2 separate regions of the Homo sapiens genome follow, and region 1 is linked to region 2. Evidence: read pairs that join two places in POLR2A ChIA-PET (ENCODE). Cell type or tissue: Panc1. All regions are shown on one strand. Links, peaks and the distances in the headings refer to the core of each region. The heading gives the core; the rest is flanking DNA.

Region 1 (4,838 bases), core at 1-4,000, 270 kb before region 2:
GGGAGGGTGGATGAGCTGATGCCTGGGGCAGGGACAGAACAGCCCTGCATCCTGCACCCAATGCTGCCTGTGCCTGCCCACCAGGCCGTCCTGCCTCAGCAGTTTTATTACTCACAGGGAGATAAGGCCCTGGGGGGAGGCAGCTTGTTCTGAAAGGGAATGTTCCCTGCACGCCATACGCGTTCCAGCCTCAGGGGCCAGGCAAGGGCCTAGTTCAATTTCTGGTCAGATGGATCCTGAGGGGGCTAAACTAGGGTCCCCCTGGGCAGGCCATGGATAGTCCTGGAGGTTCCTGCATCAGAGGGTTTGGAAGGGGCCTGGCAGGGGGAGAAGAGGCAGAGTTAAGGGGAAGTGTGGTTCCTCCCTTGAAGGGAGGAGGAGCTAGAAACAGCAGGATATGGGGGCATCTGCCTCCTTGGAGAACCCCCCAGCTGGCACAGGGGAGAGCAGGAATCATGGAGGGCACCTCGCCTGGCGTGAGTGCTCAGGGCTGCTGATGCGCCTAGGGGACACGAAGTTTCTTCACCGCTTGGTTTGCTTATGTGTTTATTGCTCCTTCCGCAAAGCTGGCTGCAACAGTGACAGGAGTGCCCAGGGCCTGTGCAGCTAGCTAAGGAGCGAGACCCAGCCTTGGTATATTTAACCATCTCATCATGGAGACCCTGGCCTATTTGTTTTCTTCCCTGACTCTCTCTTTTCTTCTTTCTTTCTTTCTTTTTTTTTTTTTTTGAAACAAAACAGGCCACATTTGGGAGCCTAGAATATCAGCGAGTAGAACAATCGCTTGTGACTGCCGCATCCATCACAGGCTGAGGTCCTGCAGCAGCCCGGCCTGGAGGAGCCGCCACCGGCCCCGCTGCCTTCACCATAGCCCGCACTTTATTAGAATTTATACGTTGCCCCGATTGAGGGGGAAAATAATTAACACCCCTACAAATATATCGTAAACAAAATATTTATTAGAAATAAATAACTCATTTATTTTACATATTTCATTTCAACAATAACATTACCCAATTTATCATTTAACATTTTTGCAAGACAATTTAACGACTACTTATTAGCATTTCCATTTTTCAACCGCGCACCATAAAGCACAGGCGCTCCCCAAATGGCCTGGCACAGGCCGAGCCAGGGGCTCAGAAGACCCTGGGGAGGGCTGTGGACCCCCTGGATCTCTCTCTCTCTCTCTCTCTCTTTCTCTCTCTCTCTTTTTCATTGAGATGGAGTCTCGCTCTGTCGCCCAGGCTGGAGTGCAGTGGCACGATCTCGGCTTGCTGCAACCTCTGCCTTCTGGGTTCAAGCGATTCTCCTGCCTCAGCCTCCTGAGCAGCTGGGACTACGTGTGAGTGCCATCATGCGCAGCTAATTTTTGTATTTTTAGTAGAGACGGGGTTTCACCATATTGGCCAGGCTGGTCATGAACTCCTGACCTCAGGTGATCCACCTGCCTCGGCCTCCCAAAGTGCTGAGATTACAGGCGTGAGCCACCACCGTGCCCGGCCCCCTCTCTCTTATATACCCAAAAGTATGCAGGACAGACAGCCCACAACAAATACATGCAGTCACCTTCGACCATAGACATCCTCGCCTCACATAAACTATAGAGCTGCTCTCCCCAGAGCAGACACCTCCAGAAGACACATATAAGTATACGATTGACACCCCAGTGTTCATGCTCATGTGGACCCCATTATCACCCCCCTACACACATGCATGCACACACACTCACATTCCTAGTGGCCCACACCCAATTGCACACAGACGCAGTCACTGGCTGTGCACTTATGCCAACCTCAGTTCTCACATAAGTGGGTAATGGAGAGAAGGGCAGTGCGGTCTCTTCCCTCTAGCTCCACAGGGGTGGGGTGGGGCATGGACGAGAAGCCCAAGTGCAGGATGTGAGTCCCCTTCAGTCCCCACCTGTGGCCCTTGGGCTTCCCTCTATGTCCCTCTTCTGTTTTCCCCTGCTCAGCAAGGATTTCCTGGGATCATGTGCCCATTTTTACTTCAAACTTCTGCCCCAGGGAGGTCATCCTGAAGGCTGGGTCTCTCCAGTGCCCAACCCCAAGTATATTCTCTGGGAAGGAAGTGTGTAAGAACCAGGCCTCAGCTGCTTGGGTTCTGGGCTGTGAATCCAGGGCTGGGGCTCTGGGCTACAAACGAGAGGTTAGAATCTGGGTGAAGTAAGGTTAAACACCTGCTGATATTTGGTGCATTTGCGTGTCTCTTCTTCACCCAGCGTCAAGGCCCAGCCTAGCTCCTCTGCCTGCTTCTTTCTGTGGGCAGAGAGAAGGCAGCAGGGAGAGTCAGTATCCCAAGTGACAGACGAAGCTGGAAGACGCTTCTCCATCCTCCTGCCCTCTAGTTCTGACCTGGTGCCTGGTGGAGGTGGAGGGTGTCCCTAAATGCTCATGGAATCAAACTGAAGCCCCCACCCCACCCTCCTCTCAATCCCTAAACAGTACTCATTTCTGTGTGTGTCTGTGTGAAGACACGGGCTGAGGGAACAGATGGGTATGCAGCCCTCAAGGACACACAAGGGTACACATATGTGCATGCGTGTGTGCCACTCAGTGTGCATTCTGCCCAGGCTGCCTCACTGCCTCACCCCCAGCACCAGTCACAACGTCTGGGAGATTTGGGTCCATTTTGAGGTGTTGGAGGGCCAGGGCTGAGATGTTCCCCCGAGTGCATAGCCTTTCTGCCCTCTCTCTGGGAGGTGAAGGTGGGAGACTGGTGCCTGGGTTGGGGGGGGTGGCTGGGGCCCAGGAGACAGAGCAGGGAGGCCCTTCAGAGTCATCTAGCCAGGGGATGGGGGCAGGGCCCAGGGCGAGCACACACAATGGCTGGAGGTTGGAGGGTCTGAAACTGGAGACTTTAATAAAAGCCACTGACAGCAAATAAAGCTGCCAGGGGAGTCCCATTACCCACAACAAGGACCCTTTGTGAGCTAAGCAGGACTGAACTGACCCTTCTCCACCAGCCTGGCCCCATACCCACCCACCCAGGCCCCGTCTCCCTGCAGGCTCCACAGTCCCCATCCCCAGCCCAACCCAGTCCAGCTCAGGGGCTTGCCAATGCTGAGGGGATCGGGCTGGGGGATGCTCCACAGCCTGCAGGTCTTTCTCTACACCTACCCCAGTCTCCCTGGTTTCCAGTGCCACTGGCATTTGGTTGTTTAGTGCCCTTCACAAGTGTTCAGTAACTCCACTGCAGGATTACCTTTGGTTAAATAAGTGGGAAACTGATCCCTGCTGTGGGATCCACTCACCCTGGTCCAGTTGTGGGGCAGGGGACTGATAGCGAAGATCGGCCTGGTCCTGATATGGACCCTGGTATGGGCCTTAACCCTAAGACGGCCCCTTTCCTCTCCAGAGACCAATGCTGACCCCGGTACTGTGGTATATCAGAAAGACTTCTGCACTTCGGGTCCGGCAGAGCTGGGTGGAGTCCTGGAGCTGCCCCTTACCAATCGTTTGACCTTGGACAAATCATTTCTCCTCACTGAGCCCGTTTCCTCATCTTTTCAATGGAGCTGGTTTATTTATTTATTTGCTTATTTTTAATTTCTTGGGATTTTTAGACAGGGTCTTGCACTGTTGCCCAGCCTGGAGTGCAGTGGAGTGATCACGGCTCACTGCAGCTTTGACCTCCTGGACCGAAGTGATCCTCCCACCTAAGCCTCCCGAGTAGGTAGGACTATGCCCAGCTAATTTAGTATTTTTTGTAGAGATGGGGTCTCCCTATGTTGCCCAGGCTGGTCTTGAACTCATGGGCTCAAGTGATCCTCCTGTCTCGGCCTCCCAAAGTGCTAGGATTATAGGTGTGAGCCACCATGCCTGGCCCAGTGGGGCTGATTTAAAAGAGTTCCTCTCTGAAGGTTAGGATTAATGACCTAATAGATGTAACACATAAACTTTAAGGCGCCCCACAAATGAGGGTTGTTATAATCACTCACTTCAGCCCCACTTTGAAACCAGATTGTAAGTTGAACTTTGATCTCCACGCAGGTTCTGAGTCTTGCTCTGATTCCCAACCAGACAATGATATTGTTAGGGGCACAGGAAGCTCAATGAACGGCTGTTAAATGAAAAATTGAAGAAAGGGATGGAAGACATTCTAACCCCTGACCTCAGCTAGGAAGCCCACTGATTGCTGGAGGATCTGGGGGAGCCAGGCAGGGAATGGAGAAAGCTAGGGGTCAGAGCACAGGCCTGGAGTTTGGGGACACTTGGAGGAATGGGGGAAAGTGGATTCAGGGCAGTCGGGGTGCTCTGAAGCAGAGTTGGGGGTGCTCAAAGGGCAAGTTCTCTGAGGTTGGGTGCTGAGGAAGGAGGTAGAAAGGGGGCAACCCATGGGGCTTGGGGTTGCTGCTTTAAGGGCAAGGTGGGGCCTGAGATGGGGGCACCACACAGGGTTACAAGATGGGCGTCCGCTATCACAAGTCCCTCCTTGGTCCGGCAGGAGGGGATTCTGGTGCAGGGCGGGGAGGGAGATTAGGAGGCGCTCTCAATTGCCTTAATGGGCTCTAAGAGGCGGGATCCTATTACAGCTCGGGGTGCCCCGGGGTGCCTTGCTGGGAAGACAAGCTAATCTGCCATGCAAATTAAATCCTGCCTCAAGACGCAAAGCCTGCTTAATGTGATCCATTACACAGTTTACTTGTTTATATCTAATATTGGAACAGGCAGCCCGGGCGGGCGGCAGCGGCAGGCGGAGCAGCCCAAAAGCAGGAGAGTAAATTACCAGCAAAATGAGCTTTTCCAGCCTCAGCCGCTGCCACCACCCGTGCCTTCCTGGCTTTCAGCGTCTTGGGCACCCCCTCCCGCCCGCAG
Region 2 (5,706 bases), core at 877-4,876:
AGGTACTGCCTAATAAAACTTTTGTTTCAGGTGTGTGTGTGTATGTGTATATATGCTAGGTCACCATGCAGAATGTATTTTGGGCTGTGGGTCAGAGTAAAAATATTTGACAGTCATTAATTAGACCATAGTCCACTTTCCCCTGAGACCCCATTGAACCTACCATCCATTTCTAGCTGGCCCATCTTCAAGCAAAGATTACTTGCAAAGCCAGGAAAACTTAAGATATGTCTTTACCTTAAGTTTGCAAAATTCTTAGAGTACATCAAGCCCCAAAGCAGATGGAGGATCCCACAAAGGTCCACACTGCCCTGGATTGGAAGCCCTACAAGTAGTCAAGGATATTCACTGAGTTCTGTGATTCACAAATACTCCTTGTGCTCCAGGCTCCCATTCTTCGCCTTCTTCAGCTCCCTGGACAGGCCTTTCAGCTGATGTTCAGCAGGTCTTTGAGACCCTTAAATGCCGCTTCCTCAGGGTCTTGACCCCTAGACAGCCCTTCGACTGTGGCTCTCAAGGCTGCCATATAATAATCCACCTGGGAGGACACTGGGCAATTGCTCCCAGGAATGTAGCTCCCAGAGAAGTCACCACCTGCAGAAGTCCCCTGTACGGTCTGGAAGGTGGAAGTGTCAGCTGTAAAAGTGTCATTCGGAGCATCAGCATTGTTATCAAGAAGGACCCCAGCACTTGTTCCCCCTCTGTACCATCTTCAATGTCTGCAAATCACACAGGGACTCAACGCCTTTCATATACAATAAACTCTGTTATTAAGGATTTGAGCCTCATTTAACTCCCATATTCGGTATATCCCAAGGTTATCCCAAAATAAAAGGAAGCCTATTATCTCCCTTTTAAAAAAAAATCAATTATACAGATATTTGTTGAGCAACTACTATGTGTCAGATACTTTCACATACATGAACTAATTCAATCATAAGAGCAACTCTATGAAGTTAGTATGATTAGCCCATTTTACAAATAAGGAGTGAGAGGGTCAAAGGGGTTAGTCGAGTAACATGCTAGAAGCCACCTAGCTGGTTAGTGGTGGCCAGGATGGGATTTGAACTTGTTTGGTAGACTCTTGGCTTGAGCACTTAACTATGATCCCATACAGCCCTTCAATAAAGAGGCCTCCTTTCAATAAAGAGGCCTCCCTGCCAGTAAGGACATAGACCTCAGGGCCACCTCATGCAGAGCCAGTGCTATCTCTGCATGACTGGCCTAAAAAGTGAAATAAAGGCCAGACACCGTGGCTCACACCTGTAATCCCAGCACTTTGGGAGGCCGAGGTAGGCGGATCACTTGAGGTCAGGAGTTCAAGACCAGCCTGGCCAACATGGTTGGCCTGTCTCTACTAAAAATACAAAAATTAGCCAGGTGTGGTGGCAGGCACCTGTAATCCCAGCTACTCAGGAGGCTGAGTCAGGAGAATCGCTTGAACCCAGGAGGTGGAGGTTGCAGTGAGCAGAGATCACACCATTGCACCCCAGCCTCAGTGACAGAGCTAAACTCCATCTCAAAAAAAAAGAAAAGAAATTTGATTCCCAATGAAGTAGTCTTGCAGGGTGGGACCTAATGGGAGATGTTTGGGTCATGGGTACCACCGTCATGAATGAATTTAATGCTGTTATAGCAGGACTGGGTTTGTCATAAAAAGCTGAGTTCAGCCCCCTGTTCTCTCTCAACCTCTCTTTGCCCTTCTCCCATGAGGTGAGTAGCAAGAAGGTCCTTGCAAGATGCTAACCCCTCAGTCTTGGACTTCCTAGACTCCAGAATTGCAAGCCAATAAATTTCTGTTTATTATGGATTACCCAGTCTGTGGTATTCTGCTATAGCAGCAGAAAATGAACTAAGACAAAGCTTGGTCCATATAATGTGCTATGGTCTAAACGTGTGTGTCCCCAGTGCAATGGTATTAAGAATGGGGCCTTTAGAAGATGATTACCTCATGAATAGGATTGGTTTCCTTACAAAAGAGGTTGAGGGGAGCTGCCCTGTCCCTTCTGCCATGTGAGAATACCTCAAGAAGTCACCATCTTTGAAGCAAAAAGCAAGTTCTCACCAAACACCAAATCTGCTGGCACCTTGATCTTGGACTCCTCAGCCTCCAGAACTGCGAGTAATGAATTCCCATTGTTTTTAAATTACCCAGGCTAAGGTATTTTGTTGTAGCAGTCCAGAAGAACTAAGATGGGATGTAAATAGGTATGAGAAAAGCGTTCTGTGGTCACATAATCTGGGAAACAGAAGCCTAAACAGATGTAAACAGGATTTTAACTTTTATAAACCGCAGGACTTCTTAGAGCAATGCCTGGGTCCCTGGTTGGTGACAATGCAAAGCAGCCTAGCCAGGATGCACACAGTGGAAGAAAAAAACCTTCCTTACCTTAAACTGCTGAGAATGGGGGTTGTGACAGCCACATAACTCAGTCTACTCCGACGTATGTATCATTTATATGGAGTATTTTCGCTGTTGGAAAATCTATAGAAATAGGAAGCCATAAGGTTTCTAGGACCCCGTGAAGAACACATCCATTAGGAGAACTGAAGAGGTGGGTGGCTGGGTGAGCTGCACTTGTTCATTCATGACAGTCAGGGGATATGAGTCATTCTGCTCTACACATGACCAGGGAGACAGAACTATATATAGCAGACAAAATATGATGGGTAGTAACTTAGACTTTCAAATGAGAAGAGGTTTAATCATTGATTAATTAATACATTAAATAAACATTTATTGAGCACCTACTACATGATAAACCCTATTAGGTACTGGGAACACACTGGTGAACAAGGGTTCATACATAGGTTTTCAGGGCTCACAGTCCAGAGTGGGGAGGCATACAAGTAATGAGTTAATTTCAGTCTAGAGTTTTAAGAGCTAAAAGGCACCCAACACAGAGAAAAGGCACTCAACACAAGTGAGGGATTGGGGGAGCTTCCTAGAAGAGGTGACATCTGAGCTGTGATCCAGAGGATAGTTAAAAGTAGCCCGGGGCCATGCGCGGTGGTTCACGCCTGTAATCTCGGCACTTTGGGAGGCCAAGGCGGGTGGATCACCTGAGGTCAGGAGTTTGAGACCAGCCTGGTCAACATGGCGAAACCCCGTCTCTACTAAAAATACAAAAATTAGCCGGGTGTGGTGGTGCATGCCTGTAGTCCCAGCTACTCGGGAGGCTGAGGCAGGAGAATCGCTTCAACCCGGGAGGCGGAGGTTGCAGTGAGCCAAGACCATGCCGCTGCACTCCAGCGTGGGCGACAGAGCAAGACTTTGTCTCAAAAAAAAAAAAAAAAAAAAGTAGCCTGGTTAAGAAAAGGTAAGAAGGAAGGGTATTTTGAGCAAAAGGAACAACTTTCTGTAGCTGAAGAATCTGTTCCAGACCACAGAAGGGATCCAGCAGGAGACTGAGAGCTCCAGGGAGCGCAGGGTTATCTGCAGGGCACAAGGCAGAGGCCAGAGCAGACACAAATATCAGCTGGGGCCTGAAGTCAAGCTCTCCCAGAAAACTCACTTGGAACTCTGGACAGGAGGTGTGCTTCGGGTGACAGGATATAACAGGGCAGCGAGAAATGGCTTCAGGGTGAGAGCAGGGCCTCTTCTTCTAAGGATAAAGAGTGAACCAGGAGGCTAAGCCTGCTGATACCTTGTCTCTGCTTCCTCACCAGGAGACACAGGCTCGGGGGCTTGGCAGCTCTGAGGTGGAGGGGTGCGCAGCTGCCCGGAGGACAGATACACGGAGGTGGGGGTGGCATACAGCTAAGAAGGAGGTCTGGGGAAAAAGAACAGGAGCTCCCCAAGCCCAGCCATGGTGCCAGCCCGAATCTGCCATGCTTGATTCGCTCAGGGTTGAGGTGAGAGATTGAAATGGAAGGCTGGCCCATAAGCCTTGGCAATCAAGCTGGTTGGTGATTCAGCTGTTAGTATGTTGGGGTTATGAGTCCAGGCACTGAAAGTGTAGCTTTGTCGTTCTCCTTTAATTTTGTAATTAAGATTAAAAAATTCCAACCAGATTCAGTTGAAATAAAAGAAGCTAGGACTGAACTAAAGGGAGGCCACTGGTGATTGTAACCAGATGTCTGGAATCGATATAGAAGACAAGGACCGACATGTCCCAGCAGAGTGTAAGCTTCCCCAAACACCCCAAACCCCTCTAGGAATATCCTCTCACCTCAGGAAACTGCTAAGAATGAGCCAGTTGGTTTTCGAGGAACACTTTTCTGACGGTAGGAAAATGTTTTCCAACATCCAAGCCCTTACCTATCCTCTGCATACTTGCTTGTGTTGGTTGTTCATTGACAAAATAAATATTGTAAACAATATAGTGTAGCACACAAAAGCATAGATTTTGGAATCAGCCAGAAGAAACTTGCCTCTACCATCTAGTAGCTATGAGACCTTGGGAAAGTTATGGAACTTCATTAAGCTTCAGTTTCCTTATCTATAAAATAGGATGATCCTACTCTCTTCAGGTAATGATTAATTTAGATATATATAGAAGCCAGCCTGGGCAACATGGCAAAACCTAGTCTCTACAAAAAAATACAAAAAAAAAAAAATTAGCCAGGCTGGTAGTATGTACCTGTATTCCCAGCTACCCAGGAGGCTAAGGTGGGAGGATCACTTGAGTCTGGGAGGTCAAAGGTACAGTGAGCTGTGATAACAACACTGCATTCCAGCCTGGGCAACAGAATGAGACCTAGTCTCAAAAAAAAAAAAAAAAGCCAGATTTGTGGCTCACATCACATCTGTAATCTCAGCACTTTGGGAGGGCAAGGCAGGTGGATTGCTTGAGCCCAGGACTTCAAAACCAGCCTGGGCAACAGAGTGAGACTCCATCTCAAAAGCAAACAAACAAACAAACAAACAAAAACAAAACAAAAACAGCCTGGGCAATATGGTGAGACCCCATCTCTACAAAAAATACAAAAATTAGCTGAGCATGGTGGTGCATGCCTATAGTCCTAGCTACTCAGGAGGCTGAGGTAGGAGGATTGTTTGAGCCCAGGAGGTCAAGGCTGCAGTGAGCCAAGATTGCACCACCGCACTCCAGCCTAGGTGAGAAAGTGAGACCCCATCTCTCTTTTTTTTTTATTTAAAGATACATATAGAAGCATTTAGTATGGTGCCTGGCACAGACAAAGCACTCAATAAGTTTTAGTTATTATTATTGATATTATTAAAATAGAACTTTTAAAACAACCTGCACATACCTGGCTCACTGGCTTAAGTGACACCATCAGTCCTCTGTTACACATACTGACTTAACACTTGTGGCTTATCAAACGTTCATGGGCTGGGCCGCCGTGCGCTTGTGCTCCCCCATTTGGTTGAATTGCATGGGTACTGAGAGTCATTTTTTTTTTTTGAGACGGAGTCTCGCTCTGTCGCCCAGGCTGGAGTGCAGTGGCACGATCTCCGCTCACTGCAAGCTCCGCCTCCCAGGTTCATGCCATTCTCCTGCCTCAGCCTCCCGAGTAGCTGGGGCTACAGGCGCCCGCCACCGCGACCGGCTGATTTTTTGTATTTTTAGTAGAGACCGGGTTTCACCGTGGTAGCCAGGATGGTCTCGATTTCCTGATCTCGTGATCCGCCCGCCTCGGCCTCCCAAAGTGCTGGGATTACAGGCTTGAGCCACCGTGCCCGACCAGAGTGATTTGTTTTTAACGCAGCCTGTTTATGCCAGCTGCACATACTATTCTTAT

What was found. Peaks named below come from ENCODE experiments on the same cell type or tissue, not always from the same donor. Only the 100,000 strongest peaks of a DNase experiment are listed, where the experiment ranks them.
Region 1: POLR2A ChIA-PET joins it to region 2 with 9 read pairs; 2 of 35 experiments call an interaction of 5 or more read pairs at or near these places.

What each region holds. Positions count from the first base shown.
Region 1 is chr10:100,866,616-100,871,453 of GRCh38, reverse strand. No RefSeq gene overlaps it. Among named protein-coding and RNA genes, the nearest start is that of SLF2, 44 kb to the left of the region's middle. In Panc1, for the core only: no CTCF peak of the experiment used is centred there; no DNase peak of the experiment used is centred there.
Region 2 is chr10:100,597,306-100,603,011 of GRCh38, reverse strand. No RefSeq gene overlaps it. Among named protein-coding and RNA genes, the nearest start is that of HIF1AN, 64 kb to the right of the region's middle. In Panc1, for the core only: no CTCF peak of the experiment used is centred there; a DNase peak (open chromatin) is centred at 2,583; H3K27me3 peaks cover 522 bases.